Regions from separate parts of the Homo sapiens genome. Here region 1 is linked to region 2. A link is a loop called in an ENCODE intact Hi-C map of the cell type or tissue named here. Cell type or tissue: endothelial cell of umbilical vein. All regions are shown on one strand. Each heading gives the region's core, and the rest is flanking DNA. Links, peaks and the distances in the headings are about the cores only.

What was found. Hi-C counts contacts between places; a loop is a spot of excess contacts. Peaks named below come from ENCODE experiments on the same cell type or tissue, not always from the same donor. Only the 100,000 strongest peaks of a DNase experiment are listed, where the experiment ranks them.
Region 1: it touches region 2 in a loop (7-fold over the local background); 10 of 110 quality-filtered maps call a loop at or near these places.

The regions. Positions count from the first base shown.
Region 1 is chr3:159,260,836-159,269,148 of GRCh38, forward strand. IQCJ-SCHIP1 (IQCJ-SCHIP1 readthrough) reads left to right here. Exons shown (of 10, transcript NM_001414413.1): 4 at 1,713-1,848. IQCJ (IQ motif containing J) reads left to right here. Exons shown (of 4, transcript NM_001042706.3): 4 at 1,713-2,912. The coding sequence ends at 1,896. Among named protein-coding and RNA genes, the nearest start is that of SCHIP1, 8.3 kb to the right of the region's middle. In endothelial cell of umbilical vein, for the core only: CTCF peaks have their summits at 3,091 (motif pointing right), 6,144 (motif pointing right) and 6,348; a DNase peak (open chromatin) is centred at 3,116; H3K27me3 peaks cover 571 bases.
Region 2 is chr3:159,824,765-159,833,096 of GRCh38, forward strand. All of the region lies in intron 4 of IQCJ-SCHIP1 (IQCJ-SCHIP1 readthrough), which reads left to right. All of the region lies in intron 2 of SCHIP1 (schwannomin interacting protein 1), which reads left to right. It overlaps LOC101928351 (a long non-coding RNA gene), which reads right to left and starts at 3,061. Exons shown (of 4, transcript XR_007096144.1): 1 at 1-3,061. In endothelial cell of umbilical vein, for the core only: a CTCF peak has its summit at 3,881 (motif pointing right); DNase peaks (open chromatin) are centred at 3,937 and 5,027; H3K27ac peaks cover 876 bases.

The DNA of each region.
Region 1 (8,313 bases), core at 1-8,000, 560 kb before region 2:
TATTTTTACAATTCTATACAAATCATGAAGAGCCCCTCATCAGGATCTTGGAAGAGGCTCCTGGCCTTTAAGTAAGAACCCCTAAAGCTTAAGTTTCCTAGCTTCAGGGAATTGGCTACTGACCCAAAAGTATTGTTTTCACTACAGTTGATGGACTTTTCCTTGAGCATTGTAATTCCCAGACCTTTAATAAATTAGGGAAAACATACAGATTCAATAATGTGGTCACATTTTTTTTGTTATTTATATGCTGTGACCATTGAGAATTGATGATCTTTGAACTATTCCAGCCAAATGAGAATAAATAAGTTTGTTGATTCAGAAACAACTTTAATGACATAGGTTGTGTGTGAAAGAATTACAGAGATCAGATGCTTCCAGGAGTTTAGAAGAGATAGTGATAGAATTAATACAGCTATCTTAAACTATTTTAAAAGGCTGAATCCTAACAACTAGTCCGCATGAACTGTTAACTCCCAGAAGAGGTTAGACTGTGTTCAGTGACCCCCCCTATGAAAATCGAGATGTTAATCTCAAAGATCACAAGCCAGTCTGATATGATTTGGCTCTGTGTCCCTACCCAAATCTCACCTTGAATTGTAATGATCCCCACATGTCAAGGGTGTGACCAGATGTAGACAATTGAATCATGGGGCAATTTCCCCCATGCCGTTCTGTTGATAGTGAGTTCTCAGGAGGTCTGGTGCTTTTACATGGGGCTTCCCCCTTTACTCAGAAGAGGTGCCTTCTGCCATGATTGTAAGTTTCCTGAGACCTCCCCAGCCATGCAGAACTGTGAGTCAATTAAACCTCTTTTCTTAATAAATTACCCAGTCTCGGGTATTTCTTCATAGCAGCATGAAAACGGACTAATACACAGTCCATGGGGGAATCACTTAGCTTATATTAAGAAGAGGTTTCCGTTATCCTGAGCAGAAGATAATTTATTTTTTCTGATACTAATCACAGAAAATAACTTCCTTAGGCGAAACCTGAAATAGCTGCCTAATGACATTACATTAATTCTCTGAGTAGTACGTAACACTTGAATAATCTTTGTCCATTTCTTTATTTATAATCTTTGTCCATTTCCTATTCCCTTCCACAGTATATAAAACCCATGATGTGGTGCTCTCGCCTGCCTTGTGCCCCACAGCAGGGCCACTGCATTTGGCCATGCAGACTGTGCTGCACATCACTGACACCTTCACCTTGCAGTCATGCAAAGGACTGCTCTGGAGCTGTGCACGGCAGAGTCCCTGTTCAGAGTCTACAGCTGACCCTGGCACAGAATGGCCCCTCAAAAATCACACATTGAGTGCATGCAGTAGTAGTCAGCCTATTTATTATTCTCATCTAAAATATAAGATGAAAAATTGAAAGAATTTGTTGTCTCATAAATCAAAGTACATTTACCTGTGCAAACTAGTTTGTTTTGACTGATGAATTTTATTATTAAGTTGACTCTTTTAGGCCGGTTGAGTGCAGTCAAGTCTGTGAAAGTCAAACCAGTAAGGTAGGGAGACAGTCTCCATGGCTGGATTGAAGTTAAAGTTCAGGTCTCCTGATTCACTACATCACATTCTGTATGTTCTACTTCCCTTGGCACCAAAGCCAATTCCTTCAGACTCCTTGTGAGTTTCTGAGTCTGTGGACCATGATCCAACAGTAATCATGTGTGTGCTGTTTTTTGTTTTGTTTTGTTTTTTCAGCATTCAGCGAGCATGGCGAGAGTACCTGCAGCGGCAGGAGCCCCTGGGGAAGAGGAGCCCGTCCCCACCCTCTGTCTCCTCAGAGAAGCTGAGCAGCTCTGTCAGCATGAACACCTTCTCCGACAGCAGCACACCCGTGAGTGTCATGTTTCTTTTTCTATGTCCTGACTTGACATTCAACTGAAAGCCTAGACTTTGGTTCTAAGAGAGAAATCTTGGGATGTGAGCAGGTGGTTTGTGACAGTGAAGATCTATGTAGCTTATTTGCTACCCAGGAACCCATGGTGAGAGTTTTGTCACCTCAAAATAAAGACACAATTCATAAGCACAAAGTGAACTTTATCAAGTCTGGAGAAAATAGATTGCATTTATGTGTTCTCATTTCTCTATTATGGAGGTATCTTTTTTGCTTTTCTTTATAATAGCATATTTCTTTTAGTATGTGCTGTGTGTTTCTTTTATTGTGTGGTGCTAATATGATAGAAGATAAGATTGGTTATAAGGAGTAGAAAGAGAACTTTTACCAGAAGAATTGAAAGTGGTCACACACTCAGGGGTTGCAACTTAAATGTCTCCAGGGGCCAGGTAAGTCACCCTCATGACTGAGGTGGCTGAGCTGTGCCCCTGGCTACACGGAGAACATAGACCTCACCTGAAGGGCAGCGCACTTGGCTCCTGACAATGTGACACCATGTGGCGATACAGGCAGGCATGGCCAAATGTGATTTTCTTTCTTCAGGACATGTCAGAAATCTGCATTTTTAAGTGTTAGCAGCCAGTAAGAAAATTTAAAAGGTAAAGTAAGCATGCCTACAGACCACAATTGACCTACAGGCCACCAGTTTAAGAAATCTGAGATAGAGAGTTAAGGAATAAGGGAATCTGCTGGAAGTCTTTATTTTTAAAAAACACCAAAAGTGGGAAGAAATCAGTGATGAGGGATTTATGAACCAGGATTTTGTGGATTTAAGCATTGTGATAATTTGTAACCAGTCACTGAAATGCTGAAAAGTTAGAGAAATGAAGTAATTACACAAGTATATTACTTCCAAAAATTTTTCTTTTACTTTTGGTTATCATGTTTATTCTGTGGTAAAAAGGTTTCCCAACACTCAACGCAATGTATTCTTTTTGGGATCAGGTAAAAGTTACTGTATTTGAAATGTTTTCAGATGGTTGCATTGCATATTCTTCAATAAATGGTTTTGCCTAGATATGGATTTAAAGAGAGAGAATAAGTTGAGTTTATAGCAGTGCAAATAAAAGTGGCAGAAGATCCATTTTTAATTGACAGCAGAAATTGAACATTTAGTGAATCTTCACTTTTTAAAACAATTATTTAGGGGAATGGCTTATCCTAACTGACCTCACTATCACTAGAGGGCACTCGTGAACTACACTGGAAAATGCCAGGGCTTCTCGTTTGTGTCTAACTCATGATTTGTGAGGTAAAAACTAAAGTGAGAATTGAATGTTTAAGATGTCTTTGCTGTAAATGCCAATAGAAAGTGCAAATTAGATGACTTTTGGATTTTATTTGAATGATGGAAACTCAATATTAGAAATCACTTTGTGAGTTAAATGTTTGGATTTACTTTTTTTGTACCTTCTCACAGCCCCAATTCACGACAATTCTCAATTGCTGCTGAATCCAGTGATATCTAAAAGTTTTAGTGTTGCTTTAGGGTGCTTAACCTTTCGGTTTTATTGGACTCCTATGAGAATATATGTTTGTTTTATATTTGTACGGCTGTACTGCTTCGATTCTAGCATAAGTGTTTTGTGCATAAATGCATGTTCTTCCCTGTTCATGAGTCATCAACTTCATTTATATCTCTGCACAGCTTCACTAACAGTTCTACTTTATTTAATTTAGCTTAGCCTCCTGATTCCTTGTTGGTTTTTAGTAGAAGATATTTCCTCCCTCAAATGTTCCCAGAAATTTGTTCTCCCATAAGGTATATCAGACTGAATTGGGGGTGCATCCTGTAGCCCCACCATATCATCATCCTTTAGCTCTGTGCTCATGTGCTGAGGATGACTGTATTCAGTGAATGGCAGTCTGGCTCACCCATGATTGCCTATAAAAAGTGAGAATCAATGCCTGTAATCCCAGCACTTTGGGAGGCTGAGGTGGGCAGATCGCTTGAGGTCAGGAGTTTGAGATCAGCCTAGCTAACATAGCGAAACCCTGTCTCTACCAAAAATACAAAAATTAGCTGGGTGTGGTGGCATGCACCTGTAATCCCAGCTACTTGGAAGACTGAGGCAGGAGAATGAACGGCTTGAAACCCAGGAGGCAGAGGTTGCAGTGAGCCGAGATTGCGCCACTGCACTCCAGCCTGGATGACAGAGGGGAAAACAAAAAAAAAAGAATTAGAATCAGAACAGATTTTCAAAAAGAATTAGCTGTCAGAAAGCAAGCAGGCCCTGCCCAGAATTCTAATAGAAGTTATTGATTATAACAATGACTTAAATATTGATAATGACAGTGATGTGACATTAAATGTAAAAAATAAAATATGAAAATATAAGATGTTGGGATGCTTCCAAGTCTCTGGTTTGTCACTTAGGTAAAATATCCAAGTCACAGTTTAAAAGAAAACTTTATATGTAGTTGTTTGGAGTTTAGTGAGCTAAGCTTGTTTTATCTGCTGTGATCATCAGTTTGCCAGGGCCCCTGTTGGGAAGATTCATCCTTACATCTCTTGGAGGTTGCAGTCACCTGGGGACAAGTTGCCTGGTGGAAGGAAGGTGATTCTTCTCTACCTTGACCAGCTTGCCAGACCCACTGGGTTCATACATACTCTCAAGGAGCCCCAGATAGAAAGACTTGGTTTTCTCACCCTCCAGTGAATGGACCTCAAGTTTATGGAGGGAATAGGATGATCCCTGGCCTACACTGACTAAGCCTGTCATCAAGAAATGAGCTTCCTCTAACAACCATGAGTCCATTTGGAACTTCTGTGTTAAAAGCCTTCAGTCCAAGTCAAATGTTGTCAGTGAGCTGTGTCCCTGGGGAGTTCTTTATGCCCTGCCTCTTGCTTGATCTTTTCCAGGTTGTTGAACCTCAGCCCTCTTTCTCTGGGTTTAATCTATTGCTGTTACTGCCTAGACAATTTTCTATCTTCTCATATCTGATCAACTGACTGTCTTGTCCCAAGTCCCTTCCTTCCTTCTACTAACCTCTAACACAACCTTAATGGAGGCCAACAAGCCCTTACCTAACTTCTGGACATTGCCAGCTGCTCTGCAGCCCCACGCCCATAACTGCAATTATTGCCTATCTCAACTATCTACCCCAGGCATGCACTACACAGGAAATCAGCTCACTAATCTGGTTGAGTTCCTGTGTGGAGCTGATAATGATGCTTTTGCATGCTTCTGCTCTGATTGTTTTGGCTAGGCCTAGTGGTTAATGTGGTTCTTTGAACATTTCTGCCTTAAAATATATAACAAAAGTAACGTTTAAGTATGAGTGCTCAAATTCATTATCTTAATAAAAGCTGAGCACTTGTTATGTGCCAGGCACTCTGCTATTATCTTGTTTAATCCTATCAATGATCATACAAAGAAAGACACTATTATTATCTCCATTTTACAGGTGATGAAAAAGAGACTTAAAGAGATAACTACCTTTTCTTGGGCCACCCATTGGGTTGGAGCTCCATATTTTATTCTTCCACTATATTACTTGAAAAGAAGGCTGCATTTAGACACGGTCAAGCAATCAGTTCATGCATTTCTAAGACTGCTTTACAATTTGGTAGTTACAAACAGTGAATGAAACAATATTTTTAAAACCCTCATTTGATTTTATAAATTGCTTCATTCAATGCTCCTTGATTAAAACCTCAAACCTCAGCTGTTCAATGCCAAATTAAAGAGCAACAGAAGGGAAGATAATATTAAGTTATGTTAGCAATTTGCATATTAAGTGCCCTTACACTGCAATGTATCATGTGGTAACAGAAAAATTTGTTTTAGAAATAGGAATTTTGAATAGCAACTGTTAGGGAATGGAGCTTGTGGATATCAAAATGATTTTTAAAAAGAGTAATCTTCTCTCCTTAAAAAATATTAGTTATTGCACAAAGGACAACAGTAGGAAATGCCCTGTGTATTTTTTATTAATCAATTTCATATCATAAAATATTTAACGCTTTTCGTTTCCAGCTCCCAGAGATCTGTAGCTTGTCTAATAGGATTATCATGGAAAGAAACTATAGCATGGTATTTTCTAAACTCCAAGATTGATGACCTTTTCAGAAATTATTAGCATGACCTTACAAATAAGTCCGGAAAAATCTTTGGGATTATTTAGAGACATTCTCAATCTCTTTTGGCTTAGAATTGTTTCCTCCTGCTTGGGCCTTGCTTTGCGGTCACGCCTCTCTCTCCCATTGGTTCCCATATTATTATGATCTGGCCTATAGGGGGCACTGTGGCTCATGGAATGAGGCGCTGCCTGGGTAGGAGGATGTGACTTACAATAGCAGCTCTGCCACTATTTCTATGTGTCCAAGATATATCATTTGAGAGGACATTCCTCATCTGAAACTGGAAATAATACCCACCTCAGAAATGGATTGGGATTGCTGTGAAGGTTAAACGGCACTACGCATGTAAACTACAGCACAGAACCTGGGACTCTGAAGGCTCTCACTAAATATTAGTTGATTTTGAATCTGCTCTTGAAAACGTTCAGTGAGTTTATTCAAAATGCTGTGGAAAAACTGTGGAGAGCAGAGATGGAATTTTTAACTTGACACTGATTGAGGGGCACAGTACTTGTTTGTGATTCCCCAAGTGAATCCATGAGAATCAACTCATGCCCCAGAATGAATATGAATATATATATTGGAACTGTACATTACGAAGGTAATAAATTAAGCATTTATTTTAGTGTTGCTCTTACTAAAGATTGATTTTCCAGTTCTGAAGATGAACTGAGTCCTTTTGCATCTAAATGGGTAGACCTTCTCTGAGAGACCACCCCCACACTCAGAGTAAAAGCAAGCATAGATCGCTCTCCTTCCTTCCAAGACCTGATGAATAAGGAACAGGCAGATTCTTAGGACACTGGGGAAAGCAGAATTAAGTGCCATTCCTGCAGCTGCCCAACTTCTACCAGCAGACCTTACTTCATTCCTAGTCAAGAGGAATTATAGTCCTGAGCAGGGTCAAAACCACCGATTTGGACCAGCTGAAGACTGTTACCTCAGGTGTGAAGTAACACCTGAGTGTTACTTCTGGCGTGAAGGCTGTGGGATGCTTAGGTTAACAGCACTGCTTAAGTGTCCCGGCATTTAGCAAGAGTGTCTGGATATTCAACAGCTAGCCAGATGACCCACCAAACCTTTCCAAATATACTTCTAAAAGTCAGTCTTACCCTTGCTGTTGAACGCGGCGTATTCACCAACATTCAAACTGCTTCATTATCCTCAAGCTTTATTGCCCTTTTCAGATTTACAACCTCCAGGCTTTAAATACATCAAGAAAACTCTGGTGACTAATTAGGGAGAAAGTCTTGTTACAAAGTCACACTTGGTTGGGGGAAAACTCAGCCCTGAAAGAGGATTTCTGGGACCCCTTCTAATACAATTTTGAGATATTTAAAACTATAGAGAATATGGGCCGGGTGTGGTGGCTCATGCCTGTAATCCCAGCACTTTGGGAGGCTGAAGTGGGCAGAACACCTGAGGTCAGGAGGTCGAGACCATCCTGACCAACATGGTGAAACCCTGTCTCTACTAAAAATACAAAAATTAGCTGAGCATGATGGTGTGCGCCTGTAATCCCAGCTACCTGGGAGGCTGAGGCAGGAGAATTGCTTGAACCCGGGAGGCAGAGCCTGCAAGTGAGCCGAGATTGTGCCACTGCACTCCAGCCTGGGTGACAGAGCAAGACTCCGTCTCAAAAACAACAACAACAACAACAAAAACAAAAAACAAACTATAGCGAATGTAAGCTTTGTGCTACTTAATAATTTAATAACCTAGATTTTCCAGGTCAGGGACAGGTTACAGTATTAAGCTCAGCTGTTATAAATTTAGGTCTCATGAATTCTAATGTTTTAGTACCCAAACATTATCTTTCATCCTTCCTTTCAGACCCCCAAATAGCACAAATTCTTTGTCTATTTGTTCCAAATTTTGGTTCTGAGAATATATTAACCATATATAAAAAGAGAAGACTTCTTAGTATTTACTTAGAAGTAGATACATTCCTCTTCTTTCAAACCAGAGCCTGAGAGAGTATTTCATTTTCCAAAGTTTTACAAATTATATAATATATAAACATATATGACAGTATGCATAAATCTATTTTTATATAAAATAGTATCTTTATACCACAAACATCCTCTCCCTTTTATGTCTCTAAATATTGGCTGATAATATAGATTCCTTTTCCCAAATTATCCTTTTAACATCATGGTTTGAGGGTAATTTTTCTTGATAGGTTTAAAAATAAACATGTTGTTCTGGTTTGGGGATTTAAAATTTTTTCAAAAGGACTGCTAATATTAAACATTGCGTGAGTTCAGAACGATATGCAAAATTGACAGTTAATTGATCACTGATTCATTCATCCATAGTAA
Region 2 (8,332 bases), core at 333-8,332:
AATTTCTTCTTCAAACATTAGAATACTTTTTGGAAAGCGACAGCCTAAATTGTAGGTTGTTTCTTGGTTTTAACTGTCATTTGTATTTGTTTGTTTTCCTCTAAGAAAACAAATATGCTCTTTTTTTCTTTTCTTTTTAATTTACTTTTTTTCTCTCACCTAAACCCCCATAGTAGACAGGCAAATTTAAAAGTATGTCTTTCAAAAACCCAGTTTGTCTTCCTACTGGCCATTTTGCCTTCTATTCTCTGATTAGAAAACTAATTGTGATACTTTATTATTCTTTAGATATAAGAATTCTGACTTTTTACACTTATCAATAGACTTTTTTGAAGTGTACAAGTTGGCAATATTAAGTTATTTGTTTTGCTGGGCTATTTCTGGAACTAAAGATTTATCACATAAGGTGACAAATTGAGAAAAGGAAAAAAACTAGGCTTTTTTTTCTTCTTAACTAATTTTTATTAAATTGGGGGCATCTAGTTACTGCAGTTGAGTAAGTGTTAGCCTTACCTGGGAAGCTGTAAATGATTATTTTGCCCTCAAGTGCAGCTGGCAGAGTCATCCATGTCCCTGAGGCACATCTGCAGAGTGAGTGGGCCCCTTTGAGCCTGCCCAAGCCACAGCTCACAGTGAGGAGGGAAGTGTAGCCCAAAGGTCTTGCCAGGCTTAGCTCACAAGGTGGCAGTCACTTAGCATCCAGGAAAGCTTCATTCATTGTCTTGAGGTGAGCAAGTGGCCACTTGACCAGCTTTCCCACAGGTAGTCAATAGAACTAATGACAGCTGGTCACAGGCACACTCCTGCCCTCGATCCCAAGGCCCTAAAGTGAGAGAACTTCTCGAGAATTTCATTCATTCCAATATTTTTTGGACACCTACTATATGCCTGGCACTGTGCCAGATGCTAGATGGGCAATGGTTGACGTGATACATATGGCCCTTGCTCTCTCACGGAGCATACAATCTAGTGGAGCAAATCAACGTTACAAATCCCACAAATTAGAGGGAAAAAAAAACAGTATGCTAAGTGAATTTAAAGCAGGACCTTATTTAGACAGGGGGCTAAGGAAAAACCTCCAACTTTAAGCAAGAGAGGTGACTCAGGTGAAGGCAGAGGGCTTACAGGTTGAGAAACAGCTTGTGTGAGGGCCCTGAGACAGTTGCAGGCACGAGCTTGGCTTTTCCAGAAAACTCAAAGGCCACCAGTGTGCCTAGAGCTGTGTGAGCAAGATTTTGAGAGGTGCAAAGAAGTCAGGAGGGTAGATCAGGGCCAATAACATAATGCTGGATAACAGCATTAGAGATTTAGGATTTTATCCTAAATGTTGTGGAAAACCGAGGAGTTTGAAACCAAGATGTGACAAAATCTGATTATGTTTTTAGAAGTATTTTTAATTCACAAAGGGTAAGGTTTAATGGAGGGCAAGCCCTTAATTTTTTGTATCACTTTGGGAACTAAATCAAGGAGCATGAAACCATCAAAATGATCGAATCAGGGGCAGCCGGGTGAGTGAGTGGGGCTAAATTTGTGCCATCTGAAATTAGGGTCAAAGTTCTGATGGCTTCAGTTGTAGTGACAGTTCTGCTGCAGAAATCCCGTCTGTCCTTTGGAAAATAAATTTGATTTTAAAAACCTCAAAACATAGCCCAAGTAGCTTAAACCATCAGTACAAGTTTCCACTGACATCTGCCATGCAAATTTGTACTTCTTCAGCCAGTTGCTCTTCCTCACAGTTAACGCTGGAAATCAGAGGCCATGAGAAGAAAGCAAGTGTGGATATTTGGGCATGGTAGATGGTGTTCATTTTCCTAGATTTTAAAAATTTGATTGAAAGTCAAGAGTGAAAACAAACCAACCCTAAAGTCCCTTAGCATCATCTCAGATAAGGGGAGAAGAGAGATGTTGGAATGAGGTAGGTAGGTTTATCTAAGATGCTGAAACTCAGAAGGACTGCTCATTTCTATCTTGACCTTCTTAGTAAATAATAAAAAAGCCCCAGCACTTTCAACAAGTGAACACTTTGTGGGCCCAACTTATGTGTCTGAAAGAGACTCTCTTTGCTATTCACCAGGGAAAACTGGTTTAAATTGGAGGGTTTTAGAAGAGTTGGGATTAATGTGCAGATTGATTTTACTGCGTATGAATCTTCTGTGACTGATGGTTTAACCCTTCTCATTGAGAATGAGTTTACCTGGTGTCATGTGTTGGGAGTAGCATAATTTCCTGATCAGTACCTTTATAATTCTGAAATAATTTACTTCTAAAAGATGAGAAACTTTCTTAATTCAATAGCTTTAGGACAAAGCAAGTTAAGTAACTCAAATGTTTTTGTGACATTTTTCTTTTACTTCAGAAAACTTTTTAGAATAGTGTTTCTTCTACTATTCAGATGACTAAAATAATTTGAATATTTCTTCTGAGAGAATGAAAATGAGAAAGGATGTACGAACAGTCCATGTCGCTGCTTAACTCGCCCTAGAAAAGCTGGTCAGAGAACAGACCTAAGGAAACTCTTTAGTACGAAATTTCATTATAACTAATAGCAATAGCATTTCAGCACTACCTCTGTATTTAAAAAAGAAAAAAGATTTAGGGACCCTTGACAAATTTAATAGCTCCTTAGAGATGATGTTAACAGTTTAGTCATAAATTTTATGTTTCTGTCCTGTGTTCAGTGACATACCAGGAAAACACATTTTCAGAAAAGGTATGCTATGTAAATTCTTTTCATTACTATTTTACGTTATCCTACAAAATAATTTTTTTGAAAATAGAAGCCTGTAATCCCAGCACTTTGGGAGGCCGAGGCGGGTGGATCATGAGGTCAGGAGATCGAGACCATCCTGGCTAACAAAGTGAAACCCCGTCTCTACTAAAAATACAAAAAATTAGCCGGGCACGGTGGCGGGCGCCTGTAGTCCCAGCTACTCGGGAGGCTGAGGCAGGAGAATGGCGTGAACCCGGGAAGCGGAGCTTGCAGTGAGCCGAGATTGCGCCACTGCAGTCCGCAGTCCGGCTTGGGCGACAGAGCGAGACTCCGTCTCAAAAAAAAAAAAAAAGAAAATAGAAACGCTGGAAATATTTTTTTAAATAGTAACTCTGATTTTCATAGTAAATTCAATTTTCATAATGAACTCATGATCTAGTGTGTTTAGTTTTTGAAATGTCCATGATCAATGTAAAAAGAAAAAACAAACTCATCACCTTTACTCTCATTAAATTTCTATAAGGAAGACCTTCAATTGAAATCTAATTTTTTTTTGTTGACTCACCCAATGCTATATATAATATATTATTGTTATATTGTATTGCTGATGTGGAAAACTCATGATATAAAATGAAATTGATATAAAAAGACAGCCATCTGACAGCCTGAAAGTGGGCGGCAGGGGCAGTTTATAACTCAATTCATATTGTAGATTAGGAAATAGAGGCTGACAGCTATGAAGCAGTAGCCCAAGGAAACACACCTAATAAGAAGTGCAGTCAAGTCCAGAACCAGGTCTTTGATTTGATCCAAAATTTTATCAACTCTAGAACCATCAAAGATGGCCTAGATTGCAACTTTGGATGAATTAGCATTAGTGTAACCTTTATATATATATATACATATATATATACATATATACGTATATATATACGTATATATACGTATATATATACGTATATATACGTATATATATACGTATATATATGTATATATACACACACATACACATACATACCAATGTAGCTGAAGATTTATGTATTTATATTACAGTTATTAAAGGTATTATTGAAATGTTAATGAGAAAATGTATCGTACTTTTGACATTTTTTTTTCATAATACTATCCCAAACAGATTAAAAAACACAATAGTCCACTAGAGGGCACCTTTCTTCAACATCACGGTCTGTTCTCTTCCCCAGTACTCTATTAACCTGGTTTTAATCAGCCACTATCGCCTCGGAGCATTGAAAAGCTTTTTTATTGTCAGAGATTCCATGTACTGCTTTAGCAAAATGCATTTGTATTGGTAGGCAAGGCTATCTGTGCTGCTAAGATACCTGGAATGATAAAGGGGAAGCATGACCCTTATTCCCCTACACACATACACGCATGCACACAAACTTTGTGTTAGTTTGAGCTTAGCCCTTCTTGACATGACAACCCAACTTATTTTTATTTGGAAAGTCTTGCCTTAGCCCTGGCAAATTTATACTACTTTTCACTTTTTCTGCCACTGCGTTCTCTGACTCCAAATGCTGGAAAACAGAGAGTAAAAGAGATGGTCTTTAAATGTTGACATAAATTGGGGACGAAACGATGTAGACTTCACCCAGATTTACCTATCCGTCAGTTGCTGTTTTTCTACAGCATGTGAATTTCAGTTACTGTTGGGCATAAAATACTATGGGAAAAATAATAGGATTGTGTCCAATAAACAAGTACTCTGGCAGATTCTATTGAAATATAAAACCATCTCATTATTCTAGAGGCAAAGGGAGGCTGCCTGCTATAGCATTGCCTAATGTATTACATTTCAAACTGTGTCTGTAGAAACCCAGGGTTGCTGGAGATATTTTTAGAGATTAATTTGTACCTATTATATGAGCGGCTAAACATCTCATCCCCAAGCCCCCCAAAAAAAATCAAACTGGAAATTAAAGAGTTGTGAAATGTGAAAATAATTCAGAATACAACTACAAATGAGATAGTCTATGGGACTTTGGAGAAAAGTCCTGTAAAGCTGTGGTAAGAAGAATATAACGTTTCAGCCCAAACTGTAATGATTTAATTCCCTCATAATCTGTGCAAAGTATTTCTCTCAACCCAATTTTTCGACGTCAGCATATTTAATTTATCCTGCCAGGTGAAGTAGTCTTTCACAGTCCTCAAAATCAACGAACTTATAAATATGTGTCATTGACCATGAAGGTGGTAGCTCTGTACTGGCCTTTCTAAAAAATTCATGCCTGTGCATGCCCAAGCAATAAAATTACGCAAGTTGCCCAGAGGCCCAGCTTGGTTCAGTGCCAGGTTAGGATCAGGCACATCTGTTTGGCACAGTCTCTCATCAAGCCTAACAGTCGGTTGTGCAATGACAAGCAAACACCCAATATATCAAATGAGAAGGTACTGTTATAGATTAATGACCTATTGTAAGTTTGGGTACTCTGTCTTATCTTGTTTATAATCAGAAATATGAGTAATTGCTATATATTGTTAGTAAACCAATTTTGAATAAGTTTCTTGCTACTTTGCTTTTAAGATTCTGGACATGTTTAATGAAGAATACGCAGAGATTGCAACATAATCCATTAAAAGAACCATTACCATTTACAACTACTTACTTGTGTGAAACAGGATTCTTTCGATGTGGCACAACCAAACAAAATCTTATTCCAGATGTAGCTTTACATTTAGTTCTATGTAAAGCTATATCTGGAATAAGATTATAACTGACATCTATAAATTCTGCTTTCTCTTTTTTTGTATCACAAACAGCATCATGTTCTCATTGAGAGACACATGAATATAGATTTGAACTCAGAATAATTTTATCCTGATAGAAACATTTGATTGTTTTGCATGTTGGTTTTCATATTGATTTTCATTTTAAAAGCAAATTCTAGTATTTAAGAAAATAGAAGAAAAAGTGACAACCAATTAGTGATTCACACTAATAATTTTCTCAGGAAACTATTTTTTTCATATAATGTGAAATAATAAACATAAGCATAACCAAGGTCAGAATAGTCCAAACTTCTGAGTAAATTAATTTACATAGGTTATAAGACTCTCAGGTAAATTTCTTATTTATAATTATAAGGCTAAAAAATTATAACCTGTCTCATTTTTATTCTTCCCTTACTTTCTATTTTTGGGCCTCAGAGTATTGTTGGAAGTGGAGAAGTATCCTGACACCAGCTGTCCTCTTCTGGGGCTCTGTTCCACATCTATAGTGTGGGAAATGACCTTGACGCAATAGTAGCCTGCAAGTACACTACCAGACATTCTATCCCAGAAGTCACAGGCCAAATTAAGATGTTCAGATCACACAGTTCTTTACCTCTATTTAAAATGCAAGGCAAGAAGCAAGGGAAAGAGATGGGATGAGCTGACTACTTAGGATATGGCACAGGAGTATGGCAGGACCTTGAGTTACACAATATTTATATGTCCAGCCTCTCTGCCACAACAGCCTTTCCTGTTGAGGATATGGTTATGAACCACAGTTGAGGTTTGAGAAAGGATTCCTGTTCCACTTAGACACAAGGTATCTGCCAGTGACACACAACTTGCTTTGTAAGAGACAGAGCCAATTCCCTCTGGCTTCCTCTGTAGCTTGCCTCTTAGCCTGATGAGAAGCTGGGGATTGCATTTACATTTCTTGGGCAGAGGACACATTGGACCAGAATGGGTGTCATCAATGGGAAATCAACATAAAATCTAATGAATGAGGGCCTCATGTGGCTCAGATGATTTAGTGTGTCATGAATATTAGGCGGTTCTTTAGTCTTTTCATCCCTTTCTATGCTTGGCACCTACACACTTGATCTAGGCTTAACAAATCTGCTACTAACTTACTTATTGATATTTAACACATCTCATGAATTCTGACTACAGTAGTCTCCCCCTTGGCCTGCCAGGGATACTTTCCAGGACCCTCGGAGGATGCCTGAAACCGTGGATAGTCCCAAACCCAATATATTATGGTTTTTTCCTATACATACCTATTATAAAGTTTAATTTATAAATTAGGTACAGTAAGAGATTCACAATAACTAATCATAAAATAGAATAATTATAACAATATGCCAGCATCATGGCTCTTGCATTTTGAGGTCGTTATTAAGTAAAGTAAGGGTTACTTGAATACAAGCATTATGATACCAAGACAGTCAAACTGATACTGAGCCAGCTACTTAGTGACTCCTGGGTGTAGAGTGTCCACAGTGTGGATATGCTGGACAAAGAGAGGATTCACATCCTGGGTAGGATGGCACGAGGGTTCATCAGAAGAATGGCACAGAATTTAAAACTTATGAATTGTTTATTTCTGGAATTTTCCATTTAATAGTTTCAAACCATGGTTGACTACAGGTAACTAAAACCTTGAAAAGCGAAACCATAGATAAGGGGGAATGATTGTATGTCTGTTTACTTACTCATTATCTAAATGTAACACATACATTTCACCTGTGTCTTATAAGCTACTACATAGTCATTATCTATACTTAACACACGTTTATGAGTTTCATCCATCTTCTTTTTCTTGTTCATCTGTAGCAGAATTGACTGTTGTCAAATAATACAACAAAGCCCCTACAAAATCTCTTGGAAAGAGATTTCTTACTGGTGCAGCCTCTGATTCCACATCCTTGCCCTAGGGGTTTTAACCTGCAGCAGCTCCAACCAAGCAGCTTTAGGGACCAGATCAAGGCCACCCAGCCATCTGTGCTCCTGTATCTTCCCCTATCGCCACCACAACTTCCTCTTTACTCGACATTAATTTGTAACTTTACTCACCATATCTTCAGTCCCAAGACTGAATGAATGCCTGCCAGACACTCCTGACCCAGTTCTTCTAGCACCTGGCCCTTATTTTCTATTCACCATCATCAGTTTCTCCCTTTGCTGGCTCCTTTCCTGCTGCCCACCTAGACATTTGGGTCTCCCACATCTTAAACATCAGCTACATTGGCAACCTCTCCAAGCTACCAGCCTAATGCTCTGATTTATTAACAAGCTTGTTCACAAACTCTCAACTCAGACCCTCAACTTCTTAGCCACAACCACCCAGCTTCCACCCCTAACACACGACTACTGAAATTATTCCCTTGGCATAACTCGTGACTTCCTAATAGTCCAAATTAATGGCTTCTGGTTGTTTTTCTCCTCCGCGTCCCTGCAGTATTTGAAGAAACTAGGCTCTGTCAGCGTTCCCTCTCTTCTTGTCACTTCTCACTGTGTTAGTTTTCATTCTCTTCTCACTTTGTTGACTATGTCTCCTTTGCATCCCCTTGCTCTCTAAATGTGGGCTTCCTACCCTTATCTGCAGTCTCATTTTCCTTAGTTTCAGTTACCATCGGTCAACTGTGGTGTGAAAATATTAAGCTATTTTGAGAGAGAGACCACATTCACATGACTGTTACTACAGTATATTGTTATAATTGTTCTATTTTATTACCTGTTATTGTTGTTAATCTCTTACTGTGCCTAAGTTATAAATTAAACTTTATCACAGATATGTACGTATGGGAAAAACATGGTATGTATAAGGTTCAGTACTATCTTCAGTTTCAGGCATCCGCTAGGGGTCTTGGAATGTATACCACATGGATA